Linked DNA regions of Homo sapiens: regions 2 and 3 are each linked to region 1. The links are chromatin contacts, found by Hi-C or POLR2A ChIA-PET in ENCODE. All regions are on one chromosome and are shown on one strand. Each heading gives the region's core, a stretch centred on a gene start or an enhancer-like site at or near the end of the contact. The rest is flanking DNA. Distances are from core to core; before and after follow the strand shown. Region 1 has its middle 72 kb from the start of BCOR. Region 2 has its middle 55 kb from the start of LINC03053. Region 3 has its middle 160 kb from the start of LINC03099.

Region 1 (3,003 bases), core at 349-2,848:
GGCGGGGCTTTGTCATCGGAACGCACACACAGACACGCACACGCGCGCACCCGGCCACCACGGGACCGCGGCAGCCGCGTCCTTCCTCGCTGCGCTTCCTTCCCTGCCCCCTCTTTTAAAGAGCTCCTCCAGACCCTTTCTTTTCTTCCGTCCTTTATGTGTGCGGTCCTTTTGCATCAAGGAGCTCAGGAAGCATTTTAGGGGGGCCTTCCGCGGAGCGCCGGACAGCTCCTGGGAGGCAGAACTCAGGACCCTACACGCGCGGAGAGGACGCGGGGACAGCCGGGCTTTGTTTTGTCTCTTGCCTCTGCCGGGAGGGCGGAGAAGCCTCGGCCGAGCTGGGGCCCACTGGCGAATTGGCGGCGGCAAACACCCCCCTCCTAGCCTAAGTGGAACCTGAAACTCCGGACTTGGTCCGGGTGGGGCACAAAGCTACGTGGAGGGTCTCCCAGTCCACAAGTGGCTCTCCCCACACAGACAAATGTGCAGTGTCATTATGGTGGCTCCTGTTGCTCGAGGCCTCGGGGGTGCTCCGGCGGTGCGCGCACACCTCACCTCCACAAGGCACGGAGGGCGAGAGGGGGGCCAAGGGGCTGGGGCTCCCCGGGGGGCTGCCTGGAGGAGACGCCACATCGGGCCTTCCCGCACCCCCGGCTGCCTTCCTGGACCGCGAGCACGGAGCCAGGGCGGCCTCTCGCCTTTCATTACGGGGCCTACGAAAGCAGCAGCCCAGGCAAATATGTAGCTATTAAAATTAATCGCCCCGCGTTGTCAGCTGAACATAATGCAAATTATTTATGGGCTGTCTGCGCAATATTTATCATCGTGCAGGCTCCAGGCGCTTCGTGCCTCCTGGCCTCCCCCGCCCGCCCGCCCTGGCCGGCGCAGGGCGAAGCTGCGCGCAGGCTGCAGCGGCCTGGGGGCTCTGGGAACCCGAGTGGGGTTCCAAGGGCGAGGCCGTGCGTCAGGCCGTCTTCCAGGCCGAGGGCCTCACTTTAGTTTCTGCCATTCAGTACACATTTATCGGAGGCCTATTACGTGCAAAATTAGGAGGTCCGCGAAATCGGGGTGAAAACCAATTTGGAGAAATCTAAACCAAACAGATGAGCTCGGGCTCGAGGGGCGATGCAGACAGAGGCTCCTCAGCTGCACAAGAGAATTTTCTCTGGCTCAAGTCGGTCCTTCAACCTGGGAAACCCATGTTTGCTAAAGCTGGATTCGCTCTAGGAGAAACAGGGAGCATCTGATGTGCTCAACAGATTCGAGTACAACGCTATCGACTGGAACAGGAATTCGGTGTCCTTCGAGCCTCAAAACTTGTTTGCTGATCGCAGATAACAGATTAACTGTTAATTGTCGAAATCGGCCAACCATTTAGTTTATCACTGTTGGGGGCCCCTTGGTATTCGCTGCACTTTTTATATGTAAAAACAGTCTTGGTACCTCCTAAACGGCTTTTGTGTGGCTTTTGTTTCTCTTTCAAATACGGTGTTTTAAAAAACAGCAGCAACACGCCACCCCACCCCCTCTTCAACCAAGCCTTCTGGTTTAAAAAAAAACAAAAACAAAAACCAGGAGGAGAAATAATCTATAGGACAATCCCCCCCCTACTGGTCGGAGCTGGCGTTGGGGCTTTTTACGCAGATCGAGTCGCCCAGGGCTGCGGAGGTAAACAGGCTTTCTGCACCGCTGCTAAATGAATCACGAGGGGGAAGAACCGAGACTGCTGGGCGAGGGAGGCCTCGGGATCTGGGCCGGGAGCCAGGGCGGGGACGGCGCTGCACGGGGGGCAATGAGGTGGAGACGGGACCAGGGTTAACCCTGGTCCAAGGCCCCAAGGCCAGGGAAGGGAGAGTAAGGCCGGTGGGCGGTCCAGCCGGAGGCCCCTACTCGCTATCTGCGAGGCAGGGTGAACGCGCAGCCTGGGCCTCCATCCCCAGCGCGCCTGGGCACCACCTGGGGCCGGTCACGCTGCCTGAGCCCATCTGCGAGGAAGGAGGTCACGAGGCACCCCCTCCCACAGAGTTTTAACAACTCCAGGCCTTCAAGACGCAGTAGCAGGCCTGGGTCTTCTGATGTTCATTTAAAGCAAAATGATCGCCTTTCTTCACTGTCCCCACCCCAGACGCCAACAACACCTTGCACCTAGCAGACCAAGCCTGAGTCAAGACGTCCTTCGGTCCTGGGGCTGGGGGAATGGCTACCAACGGGCATCTCTTCTGCAGACTAACAGAAGGGGATATAGCCAGGAAGCTACTATAAATTTATATTCTTCTTCCGGTTTTGTTTTGGTTTTGGTTTTTTTTTTTTTGAGACGGAGTTTCGCTCTTTTGCCCAGGCTGGAGTGAAGTGGCACGATCTCGGCTCACTGCAACCTCTGCCTACCGGGTTCAAGCAATTCTGCCTCAGCCTCCCCAGTAGCTGGGATTACAGGCGCCCGCCACCTTGCCCGGCTAATTTTTTGTATTTTTACTAGAGACGGGGTTTCGCCATGTTGGCCAGGCTGGTCTCGAACTCCTGACCTCACGTGATCCACCCATCTCGCCTCCCAAAGTGCTAGGATTACAAGCGTGAGCCACCGCGCCCAGCCTTCTTAAAATGTGATTTGACCCAATTTAAAGCCTCCCTTTCTTCCCCATTAACCTCCAGTTTTTGACAGATTTTCTTAGAACATTCCAAAGATTCTCTCATTACTTCAGAAACTTATCTCGAAATGATGTAAAAGGAGGTTCAAAATATTAGGTTGCTTTTGGGTTCCCTTTATCTCGAACATTGTTGCGTAGATTTGAGAAAGGGCTGATTTCTACTTTGTTTTCTAATCAGCAAGTCACTGGTTTTTCTACCTAAGAGAGACTGAACATTAACCACAGTGAAGCAGAAGGGTTGAGCCGCATTTACAAAGTGCCTTCACATTTTGGTCCTCAGAAACCCATCCGAGGGGGACAGAGTAGGTGTTACTGTTCTGATTTTACACATGAAGAGACTGGCCACTCGCCCCCACAA
Region 2 (2,951 bases), core at 433-2,932, 220 kb before region 1:
ACCTCCCAGGTTCAAGCGATTCTCCTGCCTCAGCCTCCTGAACAGCTGGGACTAGGGGCACCTGCCACCGTGCCCAGCTAATTTTTGTATTTTTAGTAGAGACAGGGTTTCACCATATTGGCCAGGCTGGTCTCGAACTCCTGACCTTGTGATTCGCCTGCCTCGGCCTCCCAAAGTGCTGGGATTACAGGTGTGAGCAACAGCAACCAGCCTGGGGCAGGGTTTCTTAATCTTTGTCACCAAAAGGCGTTAACAGCCTTCTAAGGGTGTCAAGGTAGAGTCCAAAGTGGCACCTCAGCAGGCTGGGCACGTCTTGATGTACCATGTTTGGCATCGCTGTTCATGTCCATCTACATTCTATTCCATCAGAGGGCCCTGTGCTTGTTTGAATAGAAGAGCGACATTGACAATCACTTCAAATCCAATACAATTGATCCTCCAGGAAGCGCTGCCACCTTTACCCTGTAGTTTCAAGTGCCCTAACATCCCTGAAGAGACTGCAGAGTACAGGGACCCAGTCTAAAATCACAGAAGGCTGCCCCTACAGTCCTGTCCATTGCTGTTACGCTTCCTTCTCTGTTGTCACCCTTATCCCTGGGGGATTCCCAGCAGCTCTAAACTGAGGCAAGAAAGAGGGAGTGAGGGTTGGGGTGGGAGAACCACTCCTCTCACCTTGCTGCTTCATTCACAGCTCCCTCCTCCTCTTCCACCACCCCCACCCCCACAACCCCACTGCAGCCCAGAACAGAACTTGGCACATTCTAAAACTGAGTGGTTGCAGCTGCCACAGACGCCTGAGAGGAAGGGGTTAAAAACATCTTTCATCTCTCAGCAGTGCCTTTATATAGTCCATGTGTGACTCTGAATGGTTATGGCTTTATATATAGTGTGCTCTGTGTGGAGACAGAAAACACTGTAGTTAAGGGAACAAAGGCGGTTCTAGTCTAATGACCTGCTCTTATTTGTGGGGACCTCATCTCTAAAGGGCGGCCTTCAGGTGACATCTGCCATGTTGAGTGTATGCCTGAAGAATCACACCAATAAACACTGGAGATGCAAATACAAGAGAGGTAAGAACGTGCACAAATAAACTAAGGCCACTCATCCTGTTTATTGTTTCTAGAAAAAAGAAAGCACACGTTTCCCTTTGGATGTTTTCACACATAGCCAAACCTTAAAATGTCAACTTCTGCAAGGTATTTGACCTAAAAATAGTAAAATTTCTGTGTCATTTAAAAAGCCATTTAAAATGACAGACTTAAGCCTGATTTTTCAAACATACATCTGGAATGACAAACCGAAGTTGCATTATTTAGGGGCAGAGTCTTTGAAAGCAGCTGCTAGGCCTTCATTTTACTAAAATCTGCCTGTTCCTGTGGTTTCTCGTAGGTGACATCTGCTTGGATTTTTTGGACGACAGGTCTCTTCTTTGTCCCTTGGTGATTAAGAGAAACAGGAAAGAAAGAAGGAATAGCTCGGGGGAGGTGGAAGGAGCTGGCAGTAACATGATGGGAAACCACGCACCTTTGCATCTTAGATGATAGCCAGCCTCTGCTCCCTCTGGGGCACTAAAGGGCTCAGACCTACATTTACACACTGCTGCACTCAAAAGGAGCAAAGCCAGGAGTTCCAATCGAACCAACCTCGCTTGGCCAGAGAACGTCACATGCACCCTGGCAGGCAGGCAGGCAGGCCGCCAGAAGCTCGCGGTTTGTTTAGACAGCACAGGTCACTCCTGTCCACACCCAAGGCTGACGCGGCTTTATAAACACTGAGCACAGAGTGCGGTCTGTGCAGCAGCCCCATCAGAGACCTGCACTGCACCGGGGCAGGGCACTGAGGACAGGTTCAGTTGTGAGTTCAGAGGGAGCCACATTTCTTCACCCACTGGAAGAACTCAGCTTAAAACAAAGTGTGCCAGGAAAGGGCCCATTGGGGTCCCCTTAGCAGCCCCCACAAAGCCCTGGGAGCGCTGGACTGGGAAGCACGAGATGAAGGTTCAAATCTTACCACAGCTCGTAACTGGTTGTGTGACGTGGAGCAGGTCACTTGGAGCACACCTTTCTGAGCCTTCCTTTTCCAAATACAGAGCTTAGACTACTGGCTCCAAAAGTCTTATCGTTCTGGTGGATCATCAATTCACATTTATTCAATGTATGAATGAACAAATGAAGGAAGGAAGGAACTGAACCACCGAACAAATGAACAGCCTGAAATAGGGGTTCCCAGCCCAAGCCACCTCTGCCTTCCACCCAGCTCCGCACCGCACCCTTCACACCCTCTGCAACTCCCTGAAGGGAAAAGGAAAGCATTTGAAAAAGGCTTCCTACAAACGTGAATTCACAGTCACATTTTAAAAGCTCCAGCGCCAAAGCATCTCCCCAACCCCCCACTGCTTCGACCATTTACCTAAGGAGAAGCTCACCACCAGTTTCTCCGACTCCCTCATTCTGCCCTCAGCTTCCTGCGCTGGAGCCCCTGGGAATTCCGGCCCATAAGCTGCAGCCCCAAACCTTAGTGAAGAAACAAACGGGCTGCCCTCTCTCTCCTTGCACTTCACCAGTGGGTTCGTTTCAACGCCTGTGGGTGTATTTCAATGAGAACAACATGAAAACATGGGCGGATTCTTTTCTGTCTAAAAGAAAAAACCTGGACCAATAAGCTGAAGTAATAACAAAGCAGAATGTGGACATCTGCTCCCCGCCCTGAGCGACTCCCCACCTCGCATTTCCTGGGGCCTTGTCACACCCCCCAAGGCATGGATTGCCAAAGTCAAAATTAATTCCCCTACATTGACTGGGCATTGCAACCTGCTGATGTGTTGCTTGCGACTTATTTGTTCATTCATTAAACTAAAATGCAGTGAGCCCTTTCTAGGTGCAAGGCGCTGTGGAGGCTTCATTTTGAACAAGCCTTTTAGGAAGCCTGCGGTCTAATGGGAAGCCGAGACA
Region 3 (3,276 bases), core at 601-3,100, 250 kb after region 1:
TCTGATTTCATCACAGACAGCTTTATTTGTGGTACTCTTCCAGTCACTATTGCTGCATAACAAATCACTCCAACTTAGTAGCACAAAACCATACCTATCTTATTGTGCGCAAGGATCTGCTGGTCAGGAATTTAGGCAGGGTGCAGCTGGATGGTTTTTTGCTCCTCGTGGCATCTGCTGAGACCACCCAGTGGTGAGTGGGCTGGGTCTGGAGGATCCAACATGGCTCCACTCATATGTCTGGTGCCTCTGCAGGGAGAAGCTGTCACCCAGAGCATCGACATTTGGCCTCATCAGCACAGCAGTCTTGGGAAGGTTGGATTTCTTATGCGACAACTGGCTTCCCCCATAGCAACTGTCCTAAGAGAATCAGGTGGAAATTGCATGTACCTTTCTGGCCCAACCTCAGAAATCACATGATATCACATGTCATAGTCTATGGGTTGAAGCAGTTATGAGCCCACTCAGATTCAAGGGCAGGGGAGATAGAACCTAGTTTGTTGATGGGAGTAGTATCAAAGAATTTAGGGGCCATGTTTTAAAATGGCCATAGGTACCAAGTTCCTCATACCAGTGAGAAATGGGTACTCAAAAAACTCTGGGTGCCTTGAAAATTGCGGAAATGTATGAGCAGTAGAAATTTTGATATTCAATACTGTGAACCTCACTCGTTTTGATGAATTTAGAGGATGGCCAGTTTAATAAAAGATAGGGTTAACTAAAAGCTTTTCTTTGAGTGTTTTCAATTAATTAATTACCTATTGTTTTATTTTTAGAGATAGGGTCTCACTCTGTTGCCTAGGCTAGAGTGCAGTGGTGCAATCATAGCTCACTGTAACCTTGAACTCCTGGGCTCAAACAATCCTCCTGCCTCAGCCTTCTGAGTAGCTAGAACTTGAGGCATGTGCCACTATGCCTGGATAATTTATTTTATTCTTTGTAGAAACAGGGTCTCACTATGTTGCTCAGGCCGGTCTGGAACTCCTGGCCTCAGGCTTTCCTCCTGCCTCAACTTCCCAAAGCGCTGGGATTACAGTCATGAGCCACTGCCCCTAGCCCTGTTTTGAGTTTTATGTTCAGATGTTGTCATCAGCTGAGGAGTGTATCTTGCTGATGAGCTAAAGATTCATTTGTAATTAGTGGTCCTATTTGCATACTTTTAAAAACCTTCTTTCCACTGTGATCATATTTACCATAGTGGTTTGGTTAGAGAAGCCTTTTCTCATTGTAGAAATCAAGTAAGATGATGCAGGTGAAAATTACTTTGGATATTCTAATGAGTTCTGCAAATAGGGGAGATGATGACTCTAGTCAACTTCAGTTCTGGTCAAGTTTCCAACTGAAGTGATATGTCTTAATGGATTTTATTTTAATGTGTTAATGAAAAATGGGCCAAAGAGACGTGCATGCTGGAATTCAGAGTATTCTGAAGATGAAATTTCAGAGTTCAGCTCCTCAAACTCAAAATTCATCTCATCTGGCCTCAGAAGATTTCAGAAGGGTCACCAGGTTGCAAATATTCTTGCCTTATTTTTGTTAGAGAGAGGAAATAAGGGGCAAAGCTTTTGCCTCTGTCTTCCTAAGACTCAAGGGCAAAGGCTGTTCTAGAACCCCCAGATTCTGCCCTAGTCTTGCAGGAACTGGAGACAGAAAATTGACACAGGAAGGTGTGGGCCCTGAGAGCAGGATAAGATCAGGCATTGAGCCCTGGTATGCTTCTGTTGCTATTCCACAACCCACCTCAAAACTTAATGGCTTGAATGGCTTGAAACAATGAGTCATTGTTCCTTTCAATTCTGTGGGTTGACTGGGCAGTTCTTCTGCTCCACATGGTATTGGCTGGGGTCACTCATGCAGCTGCAGTCAGCTGGGAGCTTGACTGGGGCCAGAACATCCAACCGGCCTCCCTCACATGTCTGGCACCCTAGTAGCTGGGACTGAAATGGCTAAAGGCTGGCTGGGTCTCACTTTCTCTCCCTTCGTAGTCTCCATCCCCCAGGGCCTTTCTCCCTCCACATGGCCTCATGCTCCAGCACGGCAGCCAGACCTCTTTATATGGCAGTGGGCTGCCAAGAGAACAAAGGCACAAGCTGCCAGGCCTGTTAAGGCTGAGACCTGGAATTGGCACGAGGTCACTTCCATCGCATTCTATTCATCAGAGCAAGTCACAAGGCTGGTCCAGATTCAAGGGGAAGGGAAATAAGTCTCTACCTCTTGATGGGAGTTATGGGCGGCCATATTTGGGGACTTCCACACCAACCACAGCTTCTAGGCTTAGATAAAGGCATTGTGCCATCAGAAACCTCAGACCCAGCTGCTCCTTAACAGGTAACATCTCAGTTTGACCATTTGTTCATCCAACACCACCACAATAATAACCGTAGCTACTACTTATATAGCACATGCTATGTACCAGTTCCTGTTCTAAAGGCTTTACATTGATAAACTTATTTAACCTTCACAATAACCCTGTCCGCTATTATTATCCTCGTTTTACAGATAGGAAAACTGAGGCTCAGAGAGTTTAAATGACTTGCCGAAGGTCACACAGCTAGTTAAGTGGCAGAGCTGGAATTCAAATTCAGGCAGATGGTTCCAGAATCTGTGCTTTCACCCATTCTGCTATCTTACCTCTCATTCCTTGATGCTGTGTGTCAAGCTCCACTAGAGTTGCTTAGGATATTGAGATGCATAAGCCTATCTATGACAGAGACTGTTCCCCAGTATACTACATCCCCTTCTAACATAATACTCAAACCCTGATTTTCAGGTGGGCACATGGCCACTTAGAAGAAAGATTACATTTCCCAGCCTCCTTTGCAGGTAGGCATAGACATGTAATTAAGTTCAGGCTATTGGATTACAAGTGGAAGTGACAATGTGGCTGCTTCCAAGAACCTTCCTTAAGAGATGGCTGATATTTGACCATTGCCTCCTTTAGTTTTCATCTTTTGCTGCCTGGAATGTAGATGTGATGGCTGGAGCTCTAGCCACTATCATGAACCATGAGAACAAGGGCTTCACCTTCATCAATGTTGGGATCTGGAATGGTAGGCTGAAAGGAGCCTGGGTCTCTGAGATCTTCTTAGAACAACAGCCATTTCCATGCTGAACTGTTTATCTCTAAACTTTAACACACGAGAAACTGCTCTCACGTTTAAGCCACATTGCAATTTTGAGTCTCTAGCTCCTAGCCAAACCGAATCCTAACTGATAGAGTCCCTATCCCCCAAGGAGCTCACAATCTACTGGAGCAAAGTCCATAATTATGATCAA

What was found. A loop is a pair of places that touch in the nucleus more often than their neighbours do. ChIA-PET counts read pairs that join two places held with the same protein, here RNA polymerase II (POLR2A). Pooled maps may share reads with other maps.
Region 2: a map of OCI-LY7 shows a loop between it and region 1 (2.5-fold over the local background). The contact joins two enhancer-like sites. A Hi-C loop is called at or near these places in 2 of 168 maps with a recorded cell type or tissue (Calu3 and OCI-LY7) and 3 of 50 pooled maps. POLR2A ChIA-PET finds 5 or more read pairs at or near these places in 2 of 52 experiments (OCI-LY7 and activated CD8-positive, alpha-beta memory T cell).
Region 3: a pooled map shows a loop between it and region 1 (2.6-fold over the local background). The contact joins two enhancer-like sites. A Hi-C loop is called at or near these places in 3 of 37 single-sample maps with no recorded cell type and 2 of 50 pooled maps. POLR2A ChIA-PET finds 5 or more read pairs at or near these places in 1 of 52 experiments (PC-3).

The regions. Positions count from the first base shown.
Region 1 is chrX:40,168,058-40,171,060 of GRCh38, forward strand. It overlaps a transcript of BCOR not described here. Among named protein-coding and RNA genes, the nearest start is that of BCOR, 72 kb to the left of the region's middle. RefSeq lists enhancers at 1,064-1,754, 1,755-2,445, 2,028-2,227. Within about 2 kb of position 1,599, at least 16 of the 41 ENCODE cell types and tissues checked have a DNase peak (open chromatin) inside an H3K27ac peak, as active enhancers do; they include OCI-LY7, where a contact is called at or near this core.
Region 2 is chrX:39,952,354-39,955,304 of GRCh38, forward strand. No RefSeq gene overlaps it. Among named protein-coding and RNA genes, the nearest start is that of LINC03053, 55 kb to the right of the region's middle. RefSeq lists a silencer at 1,577-1,805. Within about 2 kb of position 1,683, at least 4 of the 41 ENCODE cell types and tissues checked have a DNase peak (open chromatin) inside an H3K27ac peak, as active enhancers do; they include OCI-LY7, where a contact is called at or near this core.
Region 3 is chrX:40,419,226-40,422,501 of GRCh38, forward strand. No RefSeq gene overlaps it. Among named protein-coding and RNA genes, the nearest start is that of LINC03099, 160 kb to the left of the region's middle. Within about 2 kb of position 1,851, at least 3 of the 41 ENCODE cell types and tissues checked have a DNase peak (open chromatin) inside an H3K27ac peak, as active enhancers do.